Linked DNA regions of Homo sapiens: region 2 is linked to region 1. Evidence: chromatin contacts called from ENCODE Hi-C or POLR2A ChIA-PET data. All regions are on one chromosome and are shown on one strand. Each heading gives the region's core, a stretch centred on a gene start or an enhancer-like site at or near the end of the contact. The rest is flanking DNA. Distances are from core to core; before and after follow the strand shown.

Evidence for each region. Hi-C counts contacts between places; a loop is a spot of excess contacts on that map. ChIA-PET counts read pairs that join two places held with the same protein, here RNA polymerase II (POLR2A).
Region 2: a map of gastrocnemius medialis shows a loop between it and region 1 (2.2-fold over the local background). The contact joins two enhancer-like sites. A Hi-C loop is called at or near these places in 1 of 168 maps with a recorded cell type or tissue (gastrocnemius medialis). POLR2A ChIA-PET finds 5 or more read pairs at or near these places in 2 of 52 experiments (MCF 10A and common myeloid progenitor, CD34-positive).

The regions. Positions count from the first base shown.
Region 1 is chr22:27,457,208-27,463,459 of GRCh38, reverse strand. No RefSeq gene overlaps it. Among named protein-coding and RNA genes, the nearest start is that of LINC02554, 150 kb to the right of the region's middle. RefSeq lists an enhancer at 1,325-2,099. Within about 2 kb of position 2,764, at least 5 of the 41 ENCODE cell types and tissues checked have a DNase peak (open chromatin) inside an H3K27ac peak, as active enhancers do.
Region 2 is chr22:27,574,772-27,581,023 of GRCh38, reverse strand. No RefSeq gene overlaps it. Among named protein-coding and RNA genes, the nearest start is that of CPMER, 140 kb to the left of the region's middle. RefSeq lists enhancers at 4,084-4,584, 4,585-5,085. Within about 2 kb of position 3,648, at least 4 of the 41 ENCODE cell types and tissues checked have a DNase peak (open chromatin) inside an H3K27ac peak, as active enhancers do.

The DNA.
Region 1 (6,252 bases), core at 1,515-4,014:
TTTACATATTGTCTGCGACGTTTTTCGTGTTACAGTGAGAGAGTTGGGCAGTTGTGACAGAGGCCGTGTGGCATGTAAAGCTGAACATATTTACTATCTGGCCCTTTACAGCATGAGTTTGCCAACCCCTGAAGCGATGTTGAAAGAATGAAACAAGAAGACGGATTTGAGGCCACTTGGCCCAGAAAAAGGGCTGGGTTCACAGCCCTGGTCGCGGAGCTGACTCAGTAGGCATCTATGTCTTCCTCAACCAGGAAGGTCCCTTTTCTAACACTGAGCACGGGAGATGGAGGACAGGCTGGGGAAGAAGTGACAGAAATAAAAAGGTGCAAGAGAAAGTCACTCTGGAAATCCCTCCCCTTCCTGGGTCTTGCTTCACCCTCCCTGCCTCAGCCTCTGCTGGATGTGCCTGGTGAAATTGGGGGCTCTGGGTTCCCCAAGGAGTTGGCACAGCCCCTAAGGCTTCTTGCAGCCTCCCCCAGCCTCCCTGGAAACCCCTCAACCTCTGACGACGAGGCCCAGCAGTCGCCCTTGCCGTCCCTGCACATGGAAGCTCATCAGAGGAGCACCACCGGGGTGCATCCAATTCCGCCGGATCCTCATCAAAATGAGAAATCTGCGGTCTGGGCAGCCATGGAGCGCTGATAACACTCTTGCAGGTGAACCTCCTCACTTATCACTGCCGGAGTCACCTCTGTCTCAAAAGATTTGTTTTCCCTAAAAAAAAAAAATCTCTTGGATGTGTGATGGGCTTGGCTGTGATTAAAAAAAAAAGAAAAGAAAGAAAGAAAAGAAGAAGAGCTAGAGGAACATTTTATTTTTCCAGAAGCAGGAGTTCTGCACCCTTACCTTCCTGCCCCCTCCTGCGCAGGGGCTGCACATCTCACCTCCTCCCCAGCTCCTGCCTGCCAAGACCAGGAACCAGGAGGAACAGGGAAAAACGTGGAATCATTTAGATCTGGTTTTCTTTCCACATGGCAACAGTTGCCACACAAAAGAGATCCCAGCCCAGACTCAGCCTGGTTTTGTTTGGCCAACAAAGCCAGTGTTTGTTCAGGAATCAATAGCGAGGGTGATGAGATGGAACAGTGACGAGGGGTGTCCGCAAGCCCGGTCCCCTGTGCCCTGGCCCTCCTGGCCAGGCTGTCCTCTGGATCCTCTCTGCCTCTGAGCCCAGCTCGTCTCTCTTGCAGTCTTGGCTTCTGGGTCGTCTCTGTCCCCCTGGGTTTCTTTCCCTCTGTCTCCCTGTCTGTCTCTCTCCCTCTTTCTGTTTCTGTCCTTTGTCCCTGTGCATGGCCCTCTCCATCTGTCCCCTCTATACCCTTCCCCTTTCCAACTCATTCTCTCCCTCTTCCACCTGTGGGTTTCTACCTGCATATCTCTCTCTCTCTCCCTCTTTCTCCTTGTCTCTGTCCCTGTCTCTCCTGTGACATTTGTCTCTTCCTTCTGCGTCTCTGTCTTTCTCAACATTTCTGTCTTGTGTTGGTCCCTGTGTGTGTCTCCTTCAATGTGTCTCCTTCTCCCTGCTTTCTGCCCCTGCATCTCTGCCTCAACATCCCCACTCAATTAGAAGAAGCCATCTTGGCCATCAGCTTCTGGGCCCTGTACACACCAGTGTGAACTTTCTCTTCAATGTTCTGGGTCCTGGCTTGTGCACTGATGGGTCAGAGGAATGGCTTAAGGTTTCAGAGCTGCTCACATCACGACACACCTCCCCCAGCTCCTCCAAGGACTCTGCTTGAGGAAGAGGCAAGTGTGACAAATGAGACCAGAAGCCCTGGGAGTCAGCGTGGTTCCCAGGGCTGGGAGGAGAGACTCAGAGTTAAACAATGCCTGCTGCATAGCAGGCATTCCAACCTCATTCTCCAGGAGCTCACAGTCCTACAGAGTACACCCATCCCCAAATATCAACCACCCAGGCAAGGTGGCCAGGACCCTGATTGCTGAGGGCAGACCGGTTTTAAGCCAGACTTGAGCCAGAGCAGGGTTCAAATACTGTTGGTGCCACTTACTAACTGGGTAACCCTGGGCAAGTCACTTAACCTCTGAGTCTCAATGTCCTCATCGGCAAATAGAGGTAATGGCGACACCTGCCTCGTGGGTCAATGTGAGGATCAAATTATTTAAATTATGTAAGGCACTTAGAACAATGACTGGCACATAGTAGGCATTCCAGTAATATTAGCTTTTATTATTACTATGAGAATCATAAGACAAATGAACTACTATTATACTTCCTACCTGGGTTCGGGGGAAAGGATATTTTGGTTGGGGTTTTGAGGAATGAGTAGGAGTTTGTCAAGCTTACAGAGGAACTTCCTTCCAAGGTTGGTGGTACAACATGAGTCAATGTCATTTTATAGATGAGAAAATAGAAGTCCAGAGAGGGGAAGTGGACCTTAGTCATAATTACAAATCCCAAAGAAGAGTGTGGCAAACCTATAGGTTTATGTCAATGGTCACTCTGATCCTGGCCCTGCGACCTCAGGAACAAAAGGGTTAATGGATTGTTTCATTCTTGTGGGAACACAATGGTCTCTGCTTCTCTTGCTTCTATTCAATGTGTCCCTGTTCCCTAAGCTGTGAGCACAGAGTCAGCCATCCCAAAGACTGGGATAAGGATGGACCTGGAGTTGCAGGGACAGCCAGCCACTGGCAAATCTACACAGCCCTTTCTCCAACTGAAGCATTCTTGGCCCGAAAGCAGCTTGCAGATGCTGGAAGAAATGAGGAAAATGTTCCTCGGATCAGCTGATTGGTATTTAGATCTCTCCAGATCCAAAAGTCGCAGCCTCTTGGCAGCCCAAGTGACTCCGAGATGCTGCCAGTTTGCTTGGTCTTTGAGGCTTCTTGGAAGAGTTGGTAGTTTTCTATTTTCTTTCTTTCTTTTTTTGCTTTCTTTTTTCAGTCTTTGAGGCTGCTTGGAGAAAGCTGGTAGCTTCCTATATTCTTTTTACGTTTTTTAAAAAATCTTCTGTTCTTTCCTTTCCATTATTTCCATGCAATGAGGAAAGCTCAGGTAGTAGGAAATGGCTTTTTCGTTCTCTTTCAGCGTAGGGTACCCTCTTCAACCCTTGAGGTCTGTCCACACTCCCTTATGTCAGAGAGACTCTGTGGCGTTGAGAAAGACCACACTGCCTGGGTTCAGATCCTTAGTAATGATTGTGGCAGGCAGGTTCTGATGTGGCTGTCAATGGTCCCACGTGCTGGTATTCACATCATGGTATTCCCTCCCTTTAACTGTGAGCTGGACCTGGTGACTTCCTCCTAAAGAATAGAATACTGCATAAGTGCTGACATGTTAATTCCGAGATTAAGCTAAAAAAGACCATGAATTCCTTCTTGTTCTCTCTGTCTCTGCCTCTGTCTCTCTCTCTCTGTCACCTGCACACTTGGAAGAAGGAAGCTGCTACATTGGAGATGCCTGTGTGACCAGGAACTGTCCCAGTTCCTGCAGGACCCTCAGTCCTACAATCTGCAAGAAATCGAATTCTGCCAGCAAGCAAGTGAGTGAGTTTAAGTCATGTCCTGTTCCAGCCAAGCCTATTAGGATGATACTGCAGCCCCAGACCTTAATGGTAGACTCTGAGAGACCCTAAAACAGAGGAGCCAGGTAAACCTCGATGGCTGACCTACAGAAATCATGAGATACCCGTGCTGTTGTTTCAAGCATCTCTGCTTTGAGGTAATTTGTTACTTGGCATAGATAGTGAATACAGTGACCTTGGGGGAAGTGAGTTCTACCTCCCCATCTGTAAAGTGGGTGCAATGATGTCTGAAAAGTCAGCAGGAAATAGGTGCGGGGTCTGGTGCCCAGGAAGAGTTCAACACAAGAATATTTTATGTCTTAGTTAACAAATATTTCCTAGACCAACCCTGGGTCCTGTGTCAGGTGCTGGGGGCTTGGGGGATGACACAACAATGGTAGCCCTGCCCACATGGACTCAAAGTCCAGTGCAAGGGAGTCATGCAAAATTAAGTAGGAAGTTTCATGAGTTCCTGAGAGCAAATGCCAGGGAGACCTGGCCAAGGCAGGAAGGGCTTCCAGAACAAATGGTTTACATGGAAACTGAAAACGATAAGCTGCTTTTAAATGGCTGGAGAGCCAGCCATAAGCCAGTCCTGCACCCAGGATGTGTGCTGTCTAAATATGGGCTTCCCTAAAACAGACCCCAAGACAGGGATGTGAAGGCAAGTGGCATTTTAGGGGGATAATCCAGGAAGCACTGGTGGGGAAGGAAGGGAGTGAGACAGAGAAGGGAAAGAGCCTATCCAGGGTGCACTAATGAGCAGGTTATCACGTTGAGCAGCTGGAACTCAATCCCACTGGGGAAGTCTGAGAACCAGTGTAAAACACACACCTCAGTTATCTACCCAGGGAGCGAGGGAGCTGAGATATTTATCCTCCAACTCCTGTCCATCACTGGAAGGGTGCTTTTGGAGCATTAACTCCTGGTGCTTCTGACCTTGCCCTCATGCACATCATCTGAGCAAAAGTGCTGGTAGGGAGTTGCAGGTGCTTGCTGTCATGTGCATTCAGCATGCACTGGGATGGTAAGTTTGGGGTATATGCCCACAGAGGCACTGTTTGCATCTGTACCACGTGCAAATCCACAGCAGGGTGAGATGAACAGAACCTCTACTCTGACAATGATAAGCTTTAGCATGATTCCTCCCTGCAGGCTCAGCCCTTCCCAGAGTCCCCACGCCACCTTGGACAGGCATTAAAGGTCATTCCTCAGCTCCTTCCCACAGCCTGACCTTGGCCTCCAATCCTCTCAGAGCCTTGGTCTGACCACAGGACTCTTGTTTACTACCAGAGCTTGTCCCTATTTTGCCCCCCATCCCCATCACTGATGGTTATCTTGGTTACCTGCCTGATGCCTCTTACACTGGGCCCCACATGACACCCCTGGAAATCCCCTCCAGAGTGTTTTCAACCAGATCCAGGATCCTGAACTTCAAAGTATCATCCAGATTCATATCCTGTCATCACCAGGATACATTATCCAAGTACCCTTAGGAGCCTCTCACCTCTCTGAGCCTCCCTGTTTACCCAGAACTGAGGATGGTGAGAGGACCAACGAGCTCATTCCCTTCTAGAATCAATCTTTAACACCAAACTGTGCAGCACTTCATGGATGCCATAGGTACAGCATGGACCAGAGTAGAAATGGGCACTGCCTCATGGAGCTCAGGTCCAGTGGGATGATGGTGAATGGGTCCAGAAAGCTGTGAGCACCAGAGACAGAGTCCACTCCAGCTTGCTGAAGCACACAGGGAACTTGCTGAGGCTGGTCACTGGGAAAGACCCCTGGGAGTGGCCCCACGGAACTACAGGAAAAGCTGCAGACCCAGGCTCCCCACAGTCTCTGCTTATCTGTTCCCCATCACTGCTCATCTCCACTTGGCATCCCTCTGCAGACCAGCTCACTCCAGGTGGTGGGAGCTCCAGGTTGTGGGATCTCCAGGTGGTGGGATGGTGGCTGCTCAGGCTTCCAACATCACATTCTTTCAGCTCAGCACCCTGTCTGAGTCTTCCATGGCTGTATAACTAACCACCCCAAAGTGGAGTGTCTTAAACTACACCGTTTATTTTGTTCATAAATCTGCAATTGGGCAGAACCCAGTGGGACAGCTTGTGTCAGCTCCATGTGACATCAGCTTCAGGGACTCAAAGGCTGGGGGGTTGGAATCACCAAAAGCTCATTTATTCACATGTCTGACAGTTCATGCTGCCTATTGGATGGAATCTCAGAGGGCGCTATCAGCTGGAACACTGAACATTGGCCTTCCCACGTGGCTGGAGCTTCCTTACAACATGGCGACGAGTTCCAACAGTGAGCGTGCTGAGGCAGAGCCCGGTGAAAGCTTCACTGCCTTTTGTAACCTAGCCTTAGAGCTCATGCAGAGTCCCTTCCACCACCCTGCCTCTATTCACTGAGGCAGTCACAAAGACTGTCCATATTCAAGGGGTAGGGGACTGGATTCCACCGTTTGTAGGGAGCAGTGCCAAAGAATTTGCGGACATGTTTCAAAACATACAGCCCCTGCTCTGTGGACACTGATTATCCTTGTTCTGGTCCCATGTATACTCTGTGGGCTACTCCTTTTTACTGGGGGATGGGAGGTTGGGATTTTTCAGTCCTGAGTCAAACCTCCCTTCCTGGGGCCAGTGTGAATATATGGGGAGAAGGCTGAGACTGTGAACTCACAGCCAGACCAGAACTGTGTACAATGAGAGACTGAGGT
Region 2 (6,252 bases), core at 2,399-4,898, 120 kb before region 1:
CCCACCCCATATTGAAGCCCATATTGAAATAGTGGAGGATGAGAAGGAATCGGTTTTGGGAAGATCTGGGGGCAGAATGTTCCAGAAGAGGGACAAGGCCTTGAGGAGTGGCAGGAAGGCCGGACGGAGCAGGTGGAAATGAGGCCAGTGACAGTGGTAGTGGTAAGGCAGCACATTCAGGTTCCTGCGGTCCTGGTGCGGAGTTCAGATTCTTCCAAGTGCGACTGTGAGCTTAGAGATTGTTCTAAGACCTCCATATCCGCTATATGATGCCTACACACATGTATGCGGGACACCCTCAGGCACACACGTGTGATCTGGTCTCATTTGTGCACAACCATGTGTGGTTCCTGTTGTAACATGCATGTGGGTGAACTCTTAGGCACACACGCACTGCACACAGAGGGACACCCATGTGTGGTGCCCGCTTGGCACACACATGGCCTCACCCCTTTCCTGCTGGTGTTTCCACTTAGCAGAAGTGGCCAGGAGGTGGCAAACTGCCGACCCGCCTTGGTGCCCCCATCTGGAGCCGCCAGGGCTGAGGCCAGGGCATGACTCAGGGTTCCTGGTTGCAGAAGTCAAGGGGCAGCCTTGGCTCAGGTTTAAGGCTGATTTCAGTGAGCGGCTGCTTGCTTTATGTTGTTCTTTTGAGTGGTGGGGAGGCAAAGCCCAGAGAAGCAGGGAGGTGGAGAGAGCCACACTGGCTCCGTTTTCCATTGTTGGGCCTCAATTTCCTCATCTGCAAGCTGAGCAGGGCAATCGTGTGCCACTAAATTCTACCACGACCTGAGGATGAGGCAGTGGAATGACCTGTGATTTTGAGGTAAGCCCTGCAGTAGATTCAAGGCAGGAGAAATCAGCCTGACAAGAGGCAGTCAAGGAAGGCTTCTTGGAGGAGGAGCACTTGTGCCAGACTGCATAGCCCATTCCTGCTGAAACAGAACCCAGAACTGAGCTGCCCTTCATGGCATGTGCTTGGGAAAGCTGTGGCAGGACCTTGGGCCACTTTTGTGCTGCTGCCTGTGATGTGCACCCTGTGTGCAGTTCCACACACGGGACCCTGCAAGGTTGATAGGATTATCCCCATTTTACAGATGGCAAAGCTGAGGCTTAGGTTTTATGGCCCATGTCAAAGAGCTGGGAAGTTAAAGCCTAGGTAGGAATGCCAGATCTGCTGCCCGATTTGCAGGAGCCCGCACGGTGTCCACATCTCCTGCAGTTGCCTTCTCCTCCTTCCTCACACCCAGCCCCATCTCATTCAATCCTTAGTGCTCTGTAAGTGACAAACTGACTCCTTTCGAATGACAGTACCTGGAGCCCATTATGGGCAAAAATTAGGGTACAGGTCCCTTAGGAACGAGTTGGAGCCTCCAGTGTGTGTCAAGTTCAGCATGCATGGTTCATTAACATGCCCTTGGCGTCTCTCTGTCCCATGGTGATCCCCCTTGCATGGGCAAGGGGTGACAGTAACCCCATCTCTCTGTTTGCAGATGATGGCAGTTGGGGCTGTCTCAGCCTCTTGGACACTTATGTCCTCCAGTGGGGTCAAGGGAGGGAGCATCGAAGATGAGGGTAACTGTCGGCTCCTGCTCTTGTGTTTTACATGGATGGGTCTCCAATCTCCTTCACAGCTGCCTGGGTGTGAAGATGCTCTGACTGTTCCCGGGGATGGGGAGTCCCTGTGGGGACAGCCTGAATACTCGAATCAGACAGACTCAGGCTCACATTTGCCCTTTGCCTTGTCCTAGAGCTTCATCTCATCTCCAAGACCTCTCAGCTATAAAACAGCCCTTGTATCACTGAAGCCTCACCAGGCAGGGATTCTCCTGGCTTGTTTACTCTGGAATCTTCTGTGTCTTGAATCAAGTAAATGCTCAATAGCCATCTGTTGGAATTGTGAACTACAGAGCCGTTTGTGTGAACTACAGAGCTATTAAATGAGATAAAATGTGGTTAGGGCCTGTTACACAATCAGTGCTTCATAAATGATCCCTGCTGTATTCATATAAAGTGCTTGGAACAGTGGCTGGAAAATAATAATAATACAATTAATAGTAATTCAGGATATGATGATTAATTTTTTAGGCTTCTGATACAAGTTCCGCAATAACAGTCACTCCTCTGGGCATCTGTTATTTGCCAGGCATCTTGTCAGGTGCTTTTCAAGACATCTTCTCATTAGACCTTCGTCGTGGCCTTGGGGGGCACCTTTTATTATCCCTATTTCACTGACTAGGAAACTAAGGCTCATAGATGCCATGACTTACCCATAATTTTATTTTTTAGTTTTTCTAGAGACAGAATCTAGCTCTGTAGTCCAGGCTGGAGTGCTGGGGTGCAATCCTAGCTCACTGCAATCTCCAACTTCTGGGCTCTAGTGATCCTCCTGCCTCAGCCTCCTGAGTAGCCGGGACTGCAGGCACACATCATCACACCTGGCTATTTTTAAAATTTTTTGTAGAGATGCAGTCTCACTATGTTGCCCAGGCTGGTCTCAAATTCCTGGCCTCAAGTTATCCTCCTGCCTTGGTCTCCCAAAGTGCTGGGATTCCAGGCATGAGCCACTGTGCCAGGTCCTTACTTATAATATCAAAACCAAGAAGGAGAGAAGCCAGGGGTTGAGATTACCTTCTCTGTGGAATATCCCCCAGTCTCGGTCTTTCATGGCCACCTAGGTAGTTTTTGCCCCATTATTAACCCAACGTCATTCTTTAAATCCACTTTACACTAACTCACTTAAAAAAGATTTTAGCCTCAGCCTTAGCAACAATATCCATGACATCCCAAATTGGAAGTGATGATATTTTTAATACACATAAAAATAAATATTTGAGAATTAAAAACAAAAAGTTTTATGCCTGTGTACCACCATCTCCCAGCCACTGGGGTGTTTAAACCTCTTTTTGGGATTTACTGATCCAGTTCAACCATCTTATTTCATGGGTGGGGAAATGGGAGTGTCACACAGAAAAGTTCAGTGATTTGCCTAAAGCCACACAGCAAACACAGCTGAGACCTCCTGACTCCCGAGCCTGGGGCATTCCCTGCCCCTCAAACAAGTGTGTATGTCAGGAGAGGCGGAGCTCACCCAGGGGTAGGCCCTGCCTGAGTTTGGAAGGAGACCAGGCTCCGCTTCACAGACACCATCTCTGTTAACCCTCAGCGCACCTCTTAAGGAATGCCTTCTTGTTCCTATTTTAAAGTTGAAAGGACTGAGGCTCAGAGAGGTAGAGCAAGTCTCCAGAGGACACACAGTAAGGGGTGGAGCTGGGATTTGAACCCCAGATCTGGGTGCTGTGCATTGGAGAATGTCGCTAAGGACGCGCGGACTTGGTGGAAGGAACACCGCTGTCAGGGGTGACGGTGCGGAGGACACAGGTTGGCTGGGAGCCTTCAGTGTTGGGACCGAACGGCCTTCTTTTCCTCTTAGCCTGAAACATCTATGCTGCTGTACCTTTCCGCTTTCTGGAATAGATTTAGGTTGCAGAGGCCTTTGCTGCAGCTGACGTGCTGCGTATTTTTAACTTGGAGAAGAATGTCCTGGGCTTTCTGAGCCTCCCGCCAGCCGTACCTCCTTGGGACCAGGAATGCAGCCTGCTTCCTGCCTTCAGTAGCCTCTCATTTTCTCCCCAGCCCAGCAGCCCTGTCTTCTCAAGTCGAGACGGCTAAAGGTCTTGGGAATTTTCGTAAAACTCTTAAACCTGGCTGTGAGCCAAAGGGAAACAGCTCAGAGAAGGCTGACGCTGTCTGGGAGATGATAGAAATATGGCATTCCTGCGGCAGGCGATTCCTGAATTTACGGGGGGCGGCATGCAGGCCCATCAACAAGCAGCCGGCCCTGATGGCTGGATCTTTGCGGCACCCAGAGACGCAGCCGGCAGGAAAAGAAGCGGAATAATCGCAGCCAGTTATGCAGCTTTTGCTGTGGGCCAGTGTTCATTGGTCTTCATGGGTTAGCTCCCCAAAGCCTCATGAGCTGAATGGGGTGGGTGCTATTGTTAGTGACCCAGAGAGGTACACTAACTGGTTCAGGGTCACACAGCCAGGAAGTGGTGGGCCTGGAATTCAAGCTCAGTCTTTGCTGCTATACATCCCTGTTACATACACCTAGACACATCCACCTATCCATGTATGTACACACAAGCAAGCACGGACACAATACATGTGTGCATGCAAACACACAGACAACATACACACAAAGACATGGATGCAGCACAAGAACACATATGCATATGCAACATGCATGCACATACAACACACGATGGACACAGTGCTTACACGAACACACGTACACACACGTATACCATGTGTGTGCATGCACTGACTCATAGACACATTCCAAAACCTGAAGCCAAAGTGCTTACCTGGCTATCTGGAGCAGGGCCAGGACTCTGTCCCTCAGACCCTGGGAGCACCAGCTTCCTTCCTCCCTTCCCTCCCTTCCCACAGATGTTTGCTGTGGTTCCGGCCAACTAGCCAGATGTGCGCCACGGCCCAGGATGTCTCAGAGACCCAGAGGCTGAGGGGGTTGCCAGACTGCCCCCAGATGTCTCCGTGACACCATCCGGCCCCAGGCTAAGAGGAGCCAGACCCTTGAAAGGGACCCATTGCTCTGCAAGGTTGCTGGGCTCTCATGGTGCGGGGGGCAGTTTGCCACGAGAGCTGAATTTTGTGGTCCAAGCAGGAATTCTAAGGCTGAGTCCAGTTTGAAGCTACCACGAGACTGGGGGCTAGCCCTCTGCCCTTCCTGAGCCTTAGTTTCCACTGCGTGCAATGGGGACAGCCAGGCCAGGTTGGCCTCTCGAGGGTGTCTTGGGGACTGAACACATTTAAAATGGAAAGGAATCTTAAAGATATCTTTAGTTCTCAATTTGCTGATGGGGAAACTAAGGTTCGTATCACACTGAGAGTCAGTGGCAAAATTGAGCTTGGAAACCGGCTCCTACAAATCTTGGCTGGAAATGTCTCATATTTAACTTAACCAGCTTCTTCATCGGCAGCATGTAGCGGAACACAGGAATGAAAAGATTGTTCTGTCTTCTTGCTAGCAGGCCTGTTCTGACATTTCCTTTTTGCCCTAAGACATTTTTCTCTGGGGTTACTGATGAACAAAATGGAATTTTTTCTGAGACGCATCCAGTTGGTCCAAATACCAGTGCCCCCAAATATAACATTTACTTCTCCCAAACCCCGGGCTTTGGTCTGTTTCACCCCAGACTCCCCAGTCCAGATTTCAGAGGCTTGGGGTCAACGGCAAGGACATTGCATTATAGTGCCCCGTACTGATGCGACTATAGGCTGGGTTTGGGCTGTCTCTCTCTTCTCAGGGAGGTGGCAAGGAGGGAGAATGTCAGTGTCAGGAGTATGGGCTTCCGAGTGAGGCAGATGTGAGCTCAAATCCCCGCCAGGTCTCTCACCAGCTGAGTGACCTTGGGCATGTTTCTTAACCTCTCTGAGCCTCAGTTTTCTCATCTGTAAAATGGGGATGAACGTATGTCTTGAGGCTTAAATAAGATAACAGATGTGCAGTGCTCAGCAGGGCTGGCACGGGAAGTGCTTGGCAGTTAAGCTCATTTTCCAGACAGACAAAGGGACGAGTCCTAGGTAGGCCACCTTCAGAAGGTGAGCACTGGGCAGAACCCGGGGCCAGATGAGCCCACAGCTTGGCTCTGGCTGTAGGCCAGCCTCCTGGGTGACGTGTGACTTCATTTTTCCATGCTTTCCCTCTGGAAAAGACCTCAGCTTCTCTGCAGCCACCATGCTCGCCTATCCTAATTTCTCTTTGCAGACAAAGATCCCTGTAACTAGTTCCTGCACTACCTACTCAGTCTCAGCCCTATAAAAAGCTGACCGGAGCTGTTATTTTAAGGGCTGTCACTGCATTTCCCTTCGAGGGTCCCTGCTGGAACTGGCCTGCCGTTCCCATGGCTGGTGGCAGATCTCTGAGCTGGCTTTCAAGGACAAGGAATGGACAGAGAGTGGCGGCCACTGCCTGGGGATGGGGGCTAAATTCATGCTCTGAGGAAGAGCAGCCCCACCACCCTCAGCCCTTCCTCTACTTTCTCTCTTATTTTTCGGCAGCCGGAGTACCTACTCTATGCTCCGAGGACCTCCCGGGTAATCTTTTTACAGATGAGGAAGCCATGACTCAGAGAGGGACAGCGCTTTCTCCAAGGACACACAGCAGAAAAGTGCATGGTTCTCCTGGACTCCCGGCTCCAAACGCTTTTCCCGGCTGCCTCTTTTCTT